Regions from separate parts of the Homo sapiens genome. Here all the other regions are linked to region 2. Evidence: read pairs that join two places in POLR2A ChIA-PET (ENCODE). Cell type or tissue: Caco-2. All regions are shown on one strand. Region 1 overlaps SIN3A (SIN3 transcription regulator family member A). Region 2 overlaps PTPN9 (protein tyrosine phosphatase non-receptor type 9). Region 3 has its middle 9.0 kb from the start of CIMAP1C.

Evidence for each region. Peaks named below come from ENCODE experiments on the same cell type or tissue, not always from the same donor. Only the 100,000 strongest peaks of a DNase experiment are listed, where the experiment ranks them.
Region 1: POLR2A ChIA-PET joins it to region 2 with 6 read pairs; 16 of 35 experiments call an interaction of 5 or more read pairs at or near these places.
Region 3: POLR2A ChIA-PET joins it to region 2 with 7 read pairs; 5 of 35 experiments call an interaction of 5 or more read pairs at or near these places.

What each region holds. Positions count from the first base shown.
Region 1 is chr15:75,387,471-75,391,470 of GRCh38, forward strand. SIN3A (SIN3 transcription regulator family member A) reads right to left here. Exons shown (of 21, transcript NM_001145358.2): 16 at 2,182-2,351. It also overlaps the pseudogene RPL13P4. Among named protein-coding and RNA genes, the nearest start is that of MAN2C1, 21 kb to the left of the region's middle. In Caco-2, no CTCF peak of the experiment used is centred here; no DNase peak of the experiment used is centred here.
Region 2 is chr15:75,460,588-75,464,587 of GRCh38, forward strand. PTPN9 (protein tyrosine phosphatase non-receptor type 9) reads right to left here. Exons shown (of 13, transcript NM_002833.4): 13 at 2,664-4,000. Among named protein-coding and RNA genes, the nearest start is that of SIN3A, 11 kb to the left of the region's middle. RefSeq lists an enhancer at 101-395. In Caco-2, no CTCF peak of the experiment used is centred here; DNase peaks (open chromatin) are centred at 274, 1,284 and 1,514.
Region 3 is chr15:75,731,041-75,735,040 of GRCh38, forward strand. It overlaps the pseudogene DNM1P35. Among named protein-coding and RNA genes, the nearest start is that of CIMAP1C, 9.0 kb to the left of the region's middle. RefSeq lists an enhancer at 291-1,222. In Caco-2, a CTCF peak has its summit at 1,967; a DNase peak (open chromatin) is centred at 1,961.

The DNA.
Region 1 (4,000 bases), 73 kb before region 2:
GCCTGGGCAATAGAGTGAGACCCTGGGTTGGAAAAAAAAAAAAAAAAAAAGTCACTGTTTTGGGGTTTTCTGGATGAAACCTGTTTCCATTAAAAAAAAAAAAAAAAAGCGGGGGGTGGGTGGAGATAGTATTTATTACTGATTCAAAATCATAACCAGATACAGTAAATAATTGTAACTATTGTTTCGAAAACCAACCTCAGAATTATTAAAAGTTAGTTTTATTGGATTTTTTTTTTAAGCTGTGCTGGTGGTATGAAAGACTTCGTTCCTAGCTGAAGCAGCAGCAAGCCTGTAATCAGCAACATAAGCACAGGGTAACTGGAGTCTGTATTTTATATAAATTTCAGGGAAGTTAAGGAAGATTAGTCTGAAAAAGTATGACTATGGGTGACTATGTATCCATCTAATGATTTCTGCCAGTTACCATCCAGACCTCTTATGGGAAGGCCTAACAACTTCTTCAACTTATTGGAAACAACTATCTGACAACTTTCCCCCAGATGTTAAGGTTCATTTATATGAAGGGCTCTTCCTCAATCCTGTGTAGATACTGTGGGAGGAGTACAGAGGCATGCACCCTTCCAAAACCAAGGCAAAAGCATGGGTACTTTGCAAAGAATTCAATATTTTAGCCCAAGAGAACATTAAGCAACAAGCTCTTTCCTTCTACAGTGGCAGTGTGGATTCTAGAATTAGAAATTGCTTTTTACAAGTTTTCACTTAAGTACTTCACCGCCTTTCTGCTGAGCTATTCTATGGAAGAGGGCTGTAGGTAGCCACGGTACCCAGGTGGAACAGCATGATCCTAAAGCCCTACTTCCACAAGGAATCGCAGTGGCCCATGGCCACGTGGTTCAACCAGCCAGCCCAGAAGATCTGCAGATGCAAGCAAAAGTATACCACATTGACCTGCACCCTGCATCTGGACCCATCTGACCCATGGTAAGCTGCCCCACAGTGAGGTACCACACCAAAGTACAAGCTGGCAGGGGCTTCAGCTTAGAAGAGTTAAGGGTGACCAGCATCCACAAGAGGGTGGCATTAGTACACCATGTCCCTGTGGGCCAATGTTCAGCACCTGAAGGAGTTAAGACTCCAAGCTCAACCTCTTCTCCAGGAAGCTCTTAGCCCCCAAGAAGGGAGACAGTTCTGAAAAACTCAAATCAGCCACCCAGCTGACAGGACCAATAATGCCCATATAGTACGTCTATAAGAAGGAGAAAGCTGGAATCATCACTAAGAACTTTAAGGTATTTGCCAGTCTTCACACAGCCCACATCAATTTTCAGCTCTTTGGCATATGGGCAAAAAGGGCCAAGGGAGCCACAGAACAGGATGCTGAAAAGGAAAAATGAAGCCCTGCTGGGGACTTGCAGTCAATCAGCAGTAGAGCTGGGTCTCCAGAAAAAGAAAAAAGCAGTTAACCAACAATCTCTCTGGGAGTTCAGAACTCAAGTCCAAGAAGTAGAAATGTGACTATCTGTTACAAGCTATTTTTTATATCATTGTTGTAAAGAACAACATGTTTACAAGTTCCCAGGGTGCCACAGGAAGAACACACAAAACCAACCAGAAACCTAACTTAGAGGGAACCGCAGATGAGTGAGGTGGGCAGAGTATTATAAAAGATGTTATGTGAACCCTTTCTTATAAAAAGAATTTCAAATATTAAACAATGCAAGTACATAAGAGTTACCAACACCTTGACCAGGCGCAGTGGCTCGTGTCTATAATCCCAGCGCTTTAAGAGGCCAAGACAGGAGGATCACTTGAGACCAGAAGTTCAAGACCAGCCTGGGCAAAACAGTGACACCCTGTCTCTATTTAAGGAAAAAAAAAAAAAACTTACCAACACCTATGGAAGACGCAATGTTCCACACTGTGTGCTTACCCATGGCAGACAAGGTAAGAGATAGACAAGTTGTGCAGGAAGCTGGGGTCAGGACCACTGCACTCTACAGGTGGCCAGCAAGAAAGGATATGGGGTAGGCAGGCTCATACACTGCAACTTTGTTAACATGAGAAATCAGGCATCACATTAACCTCCCCTCCTCTCTTCAGAACCCTACGTTCATAAACACTGTTATATGAAAAAGTTGCCTTTCCTTTTCCTTGCGTGGCCCATCTCTAGGTAAGGATTTCTTCCCTTACTCACCCTAGCCTCCTCCATGCCCTCACCTGTCTGACAATGCTCTGGATCAGTTTGTCCATGGTAAAGGCAATGTAGGCATGAATGGTGAACATCTCTCTCAGTGAATCTTCATACTGTGATGAGTCTATGTTGCCATCCAGCAGGCTCCGCACCATGTCCAGGAAAGCTGGGTAATAATCTTCTACATCAACATCCACTGTGGGAGAGATGGGATTGGTGAGGCCTTACCTTGCTAAGAAAAGACTAGGGATAGAGTACAGGGCAAATCCCACAGCTGGCCTAAATGGCATTTGAAAGTATGAACACTAGGTATTCAAAATATACTCACTCATTCCAATGTAAACAGAGATGAATTCCGACAGGTGACTACAATCACCAGCACTATCAGAGTGACTCTGCAACTTTAACAGTGGCTTCTAATATTCTGACTACCATGCTAGAAAGATACTTCTTTATGGTACTGCTGGGCCACTTTCAGAGAGGAAAATATCCTAGGGAAGCCAGTCCTTCAAAGAGCTGTTGGCTCCCCTGCTGAGAGAGGAACCTACTCTCCCAGCCTGCACAAGAGCATTCCTCACATGGGTCACTTGCTCATAAAGCTATTTCAATGAAGCATAAAGTACAGATGAGGAAAGGCAGACACAGCCATACTCCAGCACTGGGAAACCTCTTGGGAACACAAAAATAGGAGTGCAAATTAAATCCTTTATGAATAATGAAGTAATCTGCATTTGTCAAAGTCCTTTTGTTTAAAAATGGATTCGCTACGTTGTATTTCACAAATTGCATTAAATCATCTGTAGTTGCTGCACATGAATCATTTCAATCACTAGCTAGAATAAATCTCATCAGTTGTTAAAGACATTTGGCAACTAGCAGAGGGCACAAGGAGTATTAAAGAGTGCTGCCTTTAGCTTACTAAAGACCCATTTATATAAAGTTCAAAAATAGACAAATCTAATCTCTAGTGTTAGAAATCAACAAAGTGGAAAAAGGACTGGTTATCAGAGTACTGGTTATGTTTCGTTTCTTGAACATAGGTACGTCTAGTCTGTAAAAATTCACTGAGCTGCACAATTCTGATTTGTATACTTTTCTATATATACATGCCGTACCTTATATGTATTTTTTTGTAGAGATGGGGTCTCACTTATTAACCAGGCTGGTCTCAAACTCCTGGCCTCAAGTGATCCTCCCACATCGGCCTCCCAAAGTGCTGGGATTACAGGTGTAAGCCACTGCACCCGGCCTATACATTGCACTTCAACAAAAAGTTGACTAAAATGAAAAAAGTTACAAAACGAACTATTTGTCACTGACTAATTGGTTACTTGCTAGTTGTGTTTGTGCTGGAGAAAAAAGGCTAGGAGCAAAACCAAGTTGTCTCCATTTATCTGAAGTCTGACGAATTCATTAAAAAACAGGCAAAACAGGACAAATACTGTTTAAAAGAGGCAACTGGCTTGAGTTTCATCACAGACTATCACATTCTTTAGCTCCATAGAATAGGTATAGGCTATAGACTCCAAAATATACCACTGCTATGAAAACTGCTTTTATGCCAGAATAAAGTTTTGAGTCCAAACCACAGATTTGTCCAAACAAGCTGTGGTAAGTGTGAGGGTTGGCATTATCAGACAAGACAACATTATGTAAGCCTCAAACCAGGTTAAGTCAGTGGCCAAGCCAGGAATAGGCCATTTAATTTCTAATTTCTACCCAAGTAGATGGAATCACCACAATGAGATCTAAAATTTATCTCTTTCGAGCTAGGACTAGTCTAGATAAAAGCTTTCAGAATTATTTTTCAGTGTCATTAGCTCCTCAACAGATAGAAAGCTAGGG
Region 2 (4,000 bases):
GAGGCAGGAAGGTCACCTGAGCCTGGGAGGTTGAGACTGCTGTTAGCTGTAATCACACCGCTGCACTTGAGCCTGGGAGACAGAGCAAGACCCTGTCTCAAACAACAACAACAACAAATTCTTGTAGAGTTTGTGAGTTAGGGATTATTATCCTTAGTTATAGATGAGCAAACTGAGGCTAACAGCAGTAGAGTGACTTGCTCAAGTCAAATAGCTTAAGGGAAGTCTGGGTCCAAAGTCTAAGCTTTGCCTCCACTCCCACACGCTGTCTTTGTGCACTCCGGCCAGTGACCCAGGTTGGGGCCTGGAGAAAAACAGCCTGACTCCCCTGTTGCTCCACACTCCTCACCTCCCTAACTTAAAGATCAGTTTATCCTCAGACAATTCTAAATGATTTCTGGCCGTTTCCAGAAAATTATCCAGAAAAGCAACATTTGTCTGATGCACATACATACATACATACACAGAAGACCTAAACTCGCAACACATAAACTCAAATCTATCACACCTCCTGACACCCTCAATCTCACAGGTGTCTCACATACACCCTCTCTCTTTCACAAAAAGGACTCATTCAAAGTTCTTTAGGGCACTTATGGTAGGTGGTGACTGAGAGACATTTAGGGCCTGCACTTCAGTGACTCTGCCAAGGATATCAGTGCCAGCACCCTATCCACACAAGCTCTGAGGGCTAAGACTCTCAGTAATATCCAGGTAAGGAGGATATGAGGCTGGCTCCCCAGGGACCCACAACCCAAAGCATCTTCTAGGTTCAAGGCAAGATGATTTTGGCAAATCATTTATCTTTTCAGTTTCTTTATCTGTAATCTAAGAATCAGAATACCTACTTCGGTGGGAAGATGTGAGATTTAAAATTAAGTATGCCTGCCGGGCGTGGTGGCTCACGCCTGTAATCCCAACACTTTGGATCACGAAGTCAGATCAAGACTATCCTGGCTAACACAGTGAAACCCCGTCTCTACTAAAAATACAAAAAAATTAGCCGGGCATGGTGGCACGCGCCTGTAGTCCCAGCTACTTGGGAGGCTGAGGCAGGAGAATCACTTGAGCCGGGGAGCCGGAGGTTGCAGTGATCCGAGATCATGCCACTGCACTCCAGCCTGGGCGACAGAGACTCTGTCTCAAAAAAAAAAAAAAAAAATTAAGTATCCCTAGCATTCAGTCAAGAGTTCTCATATCTTTTTCCCCTCCTTTATCTCATCCCTACCTCCCTCTTCTCCTGGCCATTCAAATGCAAAGTCCGATTGAGCAATGAGCCCTGGAGCAGGCCTAGAGGGCCAAATAATCCCATGATGTGAAGAAACTCCATTTCTCTTGCAACCAGGTTTAGATGGTATATATTCCGTAATTTCTGATTTCTGGGTGGCCTTGGAGGCTCGGAATTTTTTTTTTTTCTTTGAGACGGAGTCTCGCTCTGTCATCCAGGCTGGAGTGCAGTGGCGCGATCTCAGCTCACTGCAAGCTCAGCTTCCCGGTTTCACGCCATTCTCCTGGGAGGCTCGGAATGTTTGAAGGAATTTTTATGACTGCTACTCACTGCCTTGAAATGTTTCCCCTGGCTGAGCATTAGTTTACCCTTCTGGGTCACTCAGCATGTTCCTCAGTTTACCTGGCTTTATGTTTTCAAAGTGTTTCCTTCTCTTTACCAGTTGTTTGGTGGCTTTTTTTTTTTTTTTTTTGAGACAGAGTTTCGCTCTTCTTGCCCAGGCTGGAGTGCAATGGCGCGATCTCCGCTCACCGAAACCTCCGTCTCCTGGGTTCAAGCGATTCTTCTGCCTCAACCTCCCCAGTAGCTAGGATTACAGGCTTGCGCCACCATACCCGGCTAATTTTGTATTTTTAGGAGAGATGGGGTTTCTCTGTGTTGGTCAGGCTGGTCTCAAACTCCCGACCTCAAGTGATCCACCCGCCTTGGCCTCCCAAGGTGCTGGGATTACAGGTGTGAGCCACTGCGCCTGGCCTGACGTTTTTTTTTTTTTTTTTAAAGCAACGAGTTCCTTTGTTACTGCTTTTTAAAAATAGAATAGCTTGCCATTTGAGAATTTATTATTTTTATTTATTTTTTTAGAGACGGGGTTTTGCCATGTTGCTCAGGTTGGTCTGAAACTCCTGGCCTCAAGTGATCCTCCCACCTTAGCCCCCCAAAGCACTGGGATTACAGGCCTGAGCCACTGCACCCAGCAAGGTCCTTTGTTCAAAGAAAATCTTATTCAGAAGCCTAATGTGTAAGAGATCAAGGTGGGCCTTGTTTTGGTTTAAGTGAGGACAGCCTGGGCACTGCAGTCTATTCCTTCACATCTCTCTCATGCAGCCTCCCTAACAGCCACATAGTCCCTTCGAAGACTTCTAATGAACCCACATTTCAGATCTTGTTCATTCGTCCCAGCCACTACCTACCTCTCAGCAGCCTGTGACAAAGCAGCCTGGCTTTGTGCTCAGTTACCTCTGCCTGTTCATTAGTATCCTTCAGCAGCTTTTCTTCCTCCGCCCATTACCTAAATGTTGGTGACATCCAAACGTATCTCCTCTCTTGCCTTCCTCATTCTCACTTCAAGGCTCATTGCTTCTGTCTAACTAAGTCCTAAACTGACATCTCCAGACCAGTATCTGCCCTGCACATCAGACTCCAGACTTCCACTGGATGCTGGCCACAGAAAATTTTTTATTAAAAATACATTTTTTCACAGAAGAAAATTCATTAAAAGTCAAGAAAGAGCCCCCAGATGAAATGGCTGACCTTTACTCAGGTGCACATCTGGCCAGTCTTGAGGCTTTAAGACAAACTACGCAGCAGCATTAGAGAAGTAGTAGATTATAATGTGCGGGGAGGGGAGACGGACGTGAGCCTGGAGTCTGAGAGGGGCACTGTACCGTTTTTTCCAACACCCCCAGCTAGGATTCTAGTGGAGTTAGCTATGTCCACCATGGCCTTAGCCTGAAAAATATGGGCATTTAAGACTTCAGCAGGCCACATTTAGCTCAAACAGGAGGATTTTATGACAGCCAAGGTAAAGAAGGGAGATTTAAACATTGTAACAGGTTTCAAGGTGCTAGATTTTTTTTCCCCCAAGAAAACATCTCCAAGTAAAAGTGATATATTTCTATTTGTGGAGAAGATCCTAGTCTTCTCTGTAGTCAATTATGAACAGTGCAGTCTAGAACACTTGATATTCACAAGTGTTGTGTAAAGGTAACTATAGGGCGGATACCTCCTAAGAGAAAAAGATGGTTCCCAGGCTGATGGGCATTTCCATTCCTGCCCTTGGTAGGCTCACAGTGGTTTGTGGGAGTAACCAAGGCCAGAGAGAAATCTAAGGACTAGGTTGGGAGCTATAGGACCCTTGGTCTGTTCATGCTTTGCCTCTGAGAAACCCTGTAGACCCCACATTAAGAAACAGGGAAACTTTAAAGGCCTATAGGCTGGTCTTGGAGATGACAGAGACCTGACCTGCTTTTCCTCCAATTGGAAGGCCAAGGGGGAAGAGAACTGAGGGAAGCTAGGGAAGTAGCAGCAGCTTGAAAGAAGAGACTCTGAAAACACACTAAAACTGGAGAGGCTGGGTGTGGTGGCCCATGCCTGTAATCCTCTCACTTTGGGAGGCCGAGGCAGGAGGATTGCTTGAGGCTGGAGTTCGAGACCAGCCTGGGCAACATAGTGAGATCCTGTCTCTAGAGAGAGAGAGAGAAAAAAAAAAAAAGCTGGGTTCCTGCTTGAGCCCAGTTGTTGAGACTGCAGTGAGCCATGATCATGCCACTCCCCTCTAACCTAGGCAACAGAGTGAGACTCTGTCTCTGAAAGTAAAAAAAATGAAAAGTGGGGAGTGCTAGTGGGAGCCAACTCAACCCAAGTAAAGGCCTAATAGCTCCTCTATGGGTGTTTGCACTGTCTAACAAAGAACTGGACCCTGACAGTCAGAGGACCCATGGTAGGATCATCTAGTGTAGCCCCTTCTTTTACAGAGGGAACCTAGGACTTGGG
Region 3 (4,000 bases), 270 kb after region 2:
ACTGGCTGGGGTGGGGGCTGGTCTGTTGTTCCACTGTTGCTGGAGGGAACCCCAAGGCCAATCACCACTCAGGTTCCCAGGACCTGGGGGGATGGTGGCCCTGGGCCAGGAGCAGAAGAGGGGCCCTGCCTGCAGGGACACATGGACACACCATCTGGAGGCACACAGGTAGGGGCTGTGCACACACACGTCCCTTACCGCACACACGTGGGGCAAGACACACACACAAATGCACAGACCCACACCTTACTCTACACACACACACCTGGTACCACCACTGCCTTCAAACACCCTGCCCCATCCCTCTCTCCCAGGCATCTCATCTCATGCACAGATACGTGCCCACCCAGGCTCACTGGCGCCCCTCACTGCCCTGGAGTAGTAAATCCACAAACCATGAGATGTCCCGACATGCAGAGAGAGGTGGGATGGGTGATGGGAGGGAGGTCAGGAGAGTCCCTGCATTCCCCCAGGAGAGGGGACCGCTGGCTGCTCTCAGCCCGCCAGCCTGGGACCTGGCCTCTGGGCGCTGTGCACGTGGTCGTGAGAGGGCACCCCCATGAAGACAAGCCAGGTCCCCACTCCTGCTCCCAGCACTCACAGACACCCACTCTCGGGGCTGCTCAGGTACGGGAGGACTAAACAGGAGCTCCTGCCACCCGGCTCCTTTCGGGGTGTGGTGGGGGGCTGGTGGGAGGACACATCCCCCTGAGTCCGTGGCCCTGCTCACTGGTGGAGAGTTGCCCGCCCTCCCGTTCCTTCTGCTCCCTCTTCCTCTCCACGCCCACATCCTCCCAGCTGGCCTTTCTCTCCCCCAGATCCTCTCCCATGACCAGGTTTCCTCTCTCTCTCTCTCTCTCTCTCTCGCTCCCTGTGTCCCTGTGACCTACTTATGCTCTAGAATAATGATCGACATTTTCAATTACCCCCAAAGTAACAGCCGTTCTTGGGGCCTGGCGGAGGACGGCTGCATGGGCGTGGGCACGGGCGCTGGTTTGAGTGTGGGGCCTGCGGGTGGTGGGGGTGGGGACGCCCATGGTCCCACTGTCCTTTGTTTGCTTTTTCTCATCCGGAGCCTTCAATTTTTCCTGGAAGATTGGAAGCACGTTTCCCTTCAGGGGAGGAAGGGAGATAAAACAGAGAAATAAAAACTGTCATCATTCTCTTGTAAACAGCGTAGAGCCAAGTGGGGGCTCGGCAGGAGAGAGCGACATGAGGGAGAGGCCAGGACAGAGAAAGGGGGCCGAGAGGGATGGGGTGGGGAGGTGAGCAGGAGCCCCCCCTCAAGGCCGGGTGGGTGGGTGTCCTGCAGGAAAGACTGATGGGAGGGGAATGAGGCGAGGTGAGGCTGATCCAGGGCTGGGGCCAGGTTGGGGGGTTGCGGTTTGAGGAGACACAGTGTCTGCTGAGTGCCAGGCAGGCCCTGGGAGGCAGGCGCTATTCTCCGAATCCCACCCTGCGCCAGGCTCTGGGGGTGCTGAGGTGAGTGACAGACATGTCTTTGCACTCTTGGGGCATAAACTCTATTGGAAACAAAGCGGTGGCTTCATGTGTTCAGCACTTATATCAATTGAGGCTCAGAGAGGGTGGGTGACCTGCCCGATGACACACAGCTGGAGGTGAGGAGACCAGGATCCCAGCCAGGTCCGTGTGACCGCAGTCTCCTTTCACACCACCTCCGCTGTGGGCACACTTGGCTCTTGCGTGACCTTGAGCAAGTCCTCACCTCTTGGCCATCAGTTTCCCCATCTGAAAAGCAGCCAGCATGCTGGCTCTCTGCAGGGCTGAGGGGAGCATCAGATGTCTGGATGTGAAGGACGCTCAGCTCTGGCTCTCTGGCGAGTTGGCGGGGGGACGGAGGAGCAAAGACCACCGGATGCTGGGAGAGGGACTGGCCGGCAGGGAAAGGAGGCCGGACCGCAGATTTACTCCCTGCTGCTGCCCAGTGGCAATAATTGGGTACTGCAGAGGGTGGGTCTGGAGGACCTTCTTCAGCTTGCAACAAGGCCAGAGCAGAAAGGTGCCTCTAGGGAGTGTTGTCTAGTCCTCCCGGCCCCATTTTGCTGATGCCCAGAGAAAGGAGGGACTCCTCCTCAGGTCATCCAGGGCAGAAGCTTGGGCTAGGCTTTCAGGGTAGGGTGCTTCCCTCCATCCCTGTGGCAATCAAGAAGCCCCCAGTCAGCTTCAGAGCAAGAGAAACAGAGTTCTACATCCTCTGCTTGATGCCACCACCTCCAGGGAGACTTCCAGGGTCTCCTCCAGTAGGAAGTGGCCTCACTCCTGCCCTGCAGTCCCACACTCAAACTCTCCTTGCTCCTCCTGCCCCACCCAACCATGACTGTCCTCCTGCCCGCAGCAAATCAGGCAGCGGGGCCCCTTGAGACACGAGAGATGGTGGAGAACCATTGTTACCACTCAGGGAGCATGTGCCAGGGGCCCACTCTGTCCTGCGGCTCTACCTGCATCCTCTCACTTGAACCTCGTAAGAACCTTGGTAAGTTGGGGTTATTTTGATCCCCATTTTTCAGGTGAGGGAACGGGCACAGAGAGTTTATGACCTTTACACACAGAGTGGTGGGGCATGGACTCAAACCCAGGTCTGTCTGTTCTCTGGAGAGGCACCTGCATTTGGAGGTGAAAACTACCCCTGTGGCCATATGACAGTCCACTGTGACCGGACACTGAAATGACCAGTCCAGGGGGCTTGTGGGCTGGGGTCTCAGCTTCACCACTGTGCTGCTGGGTGACTTTGGGCAAGGCCCATTCCTCTCTGGACCCTGGTTTCTCATCTGTGTACTGTGTATGTGCATGCATGCATGTGTGTGTATATATGCGTGCGTGCGTGCGTGTGTGTGTTCTGGGCTACCTCAGAGATCCATTCTGGCTTTGAGTGTGGTATATCCCATCTTGGGCTGGTCCCAAGGCTTGGGCCCTGGGATGGAAAGGTTTTAAAGGTCATGGGGAGGGGGTGCAGATGGCAGTGTGGGAGGCAGAGCTCTGGCTAAGAGCTGGGCCCCTTGGGTGCACCTCCTGCTTGCGTGTCACTGTGTAGGGCTGGGGATCAAGGGGAGGCATGGACTGTGAGGGCACGAGGGATCCGGCTCTGGGACAGGTATGGGGTTGGCCCTAGGGCCTGGATGTGTCTCCCTCCACTGCCTGCCACAGAGGGAGTTTGTCTTACAGGAAACAGCCTCATCCATCAGCGGCAATGGGGGGCTGACAGTGGCCACTCCCCACCAGCCCTGGCTGGAGGCAGACTCATAAATCCCATGCCAGGCTGGGCTGTAAATTCCTGTGATTCACATCTGGCCTCTTGGAGGACAGAGACATTTGGGGCTGTGGGGCTGGCTGTTCTCTCTTGGACAGGACAGGTGGGTACCCGGGAGAAGCCTCTTCACTGGCCCAGCAGTCTCAGATGGCCCCCCTGAGGAGATGCGATGCTGAGCCCCTGGATGCCTCAGGCCCAGCCCGAGCCATCTCTGCCCACGCCCAGGCCACCTCTGCCTGGGCCATTCCTGTGCTCTGGCCCGAATCACCCTGGAGGTCACGTGTGTGGACACACTCTGTGGCCTCAGAGATCTCATGGGGCCTGTGGCCCTGTGGGTGGAGGATTACTCAGGTGCTGGGGCAAGAGACTGAAGGCACAAACTGTTTCAATATAATAAAGAAAATAATTAGAATAAGAATAGTCATAATACAAATTAGATATAGAGATGATCATAGACAATTACCAATCATTACTATAAACATTATTAATCATTAGCTTTTAATTACTAATATAACCTAGGAATAACCTGCGGGTATAGGGTCAGGTGCTGAAGGGACATTGTGAGAAGTGATGTAGAAGGCAAGAGGTGAGCCCTGTCATGCCCGCATAAGGTCCGCTTGAGGGCTCCTTGGTCAAGTGGTAACGCCAGTGTCTGGGAAGGCACCCGTTACTTAGCAGACCGCGAAAGGGAGTCTCCCTTTCCTTGGAGGAGTCAGGGAACACTCTGCTCCA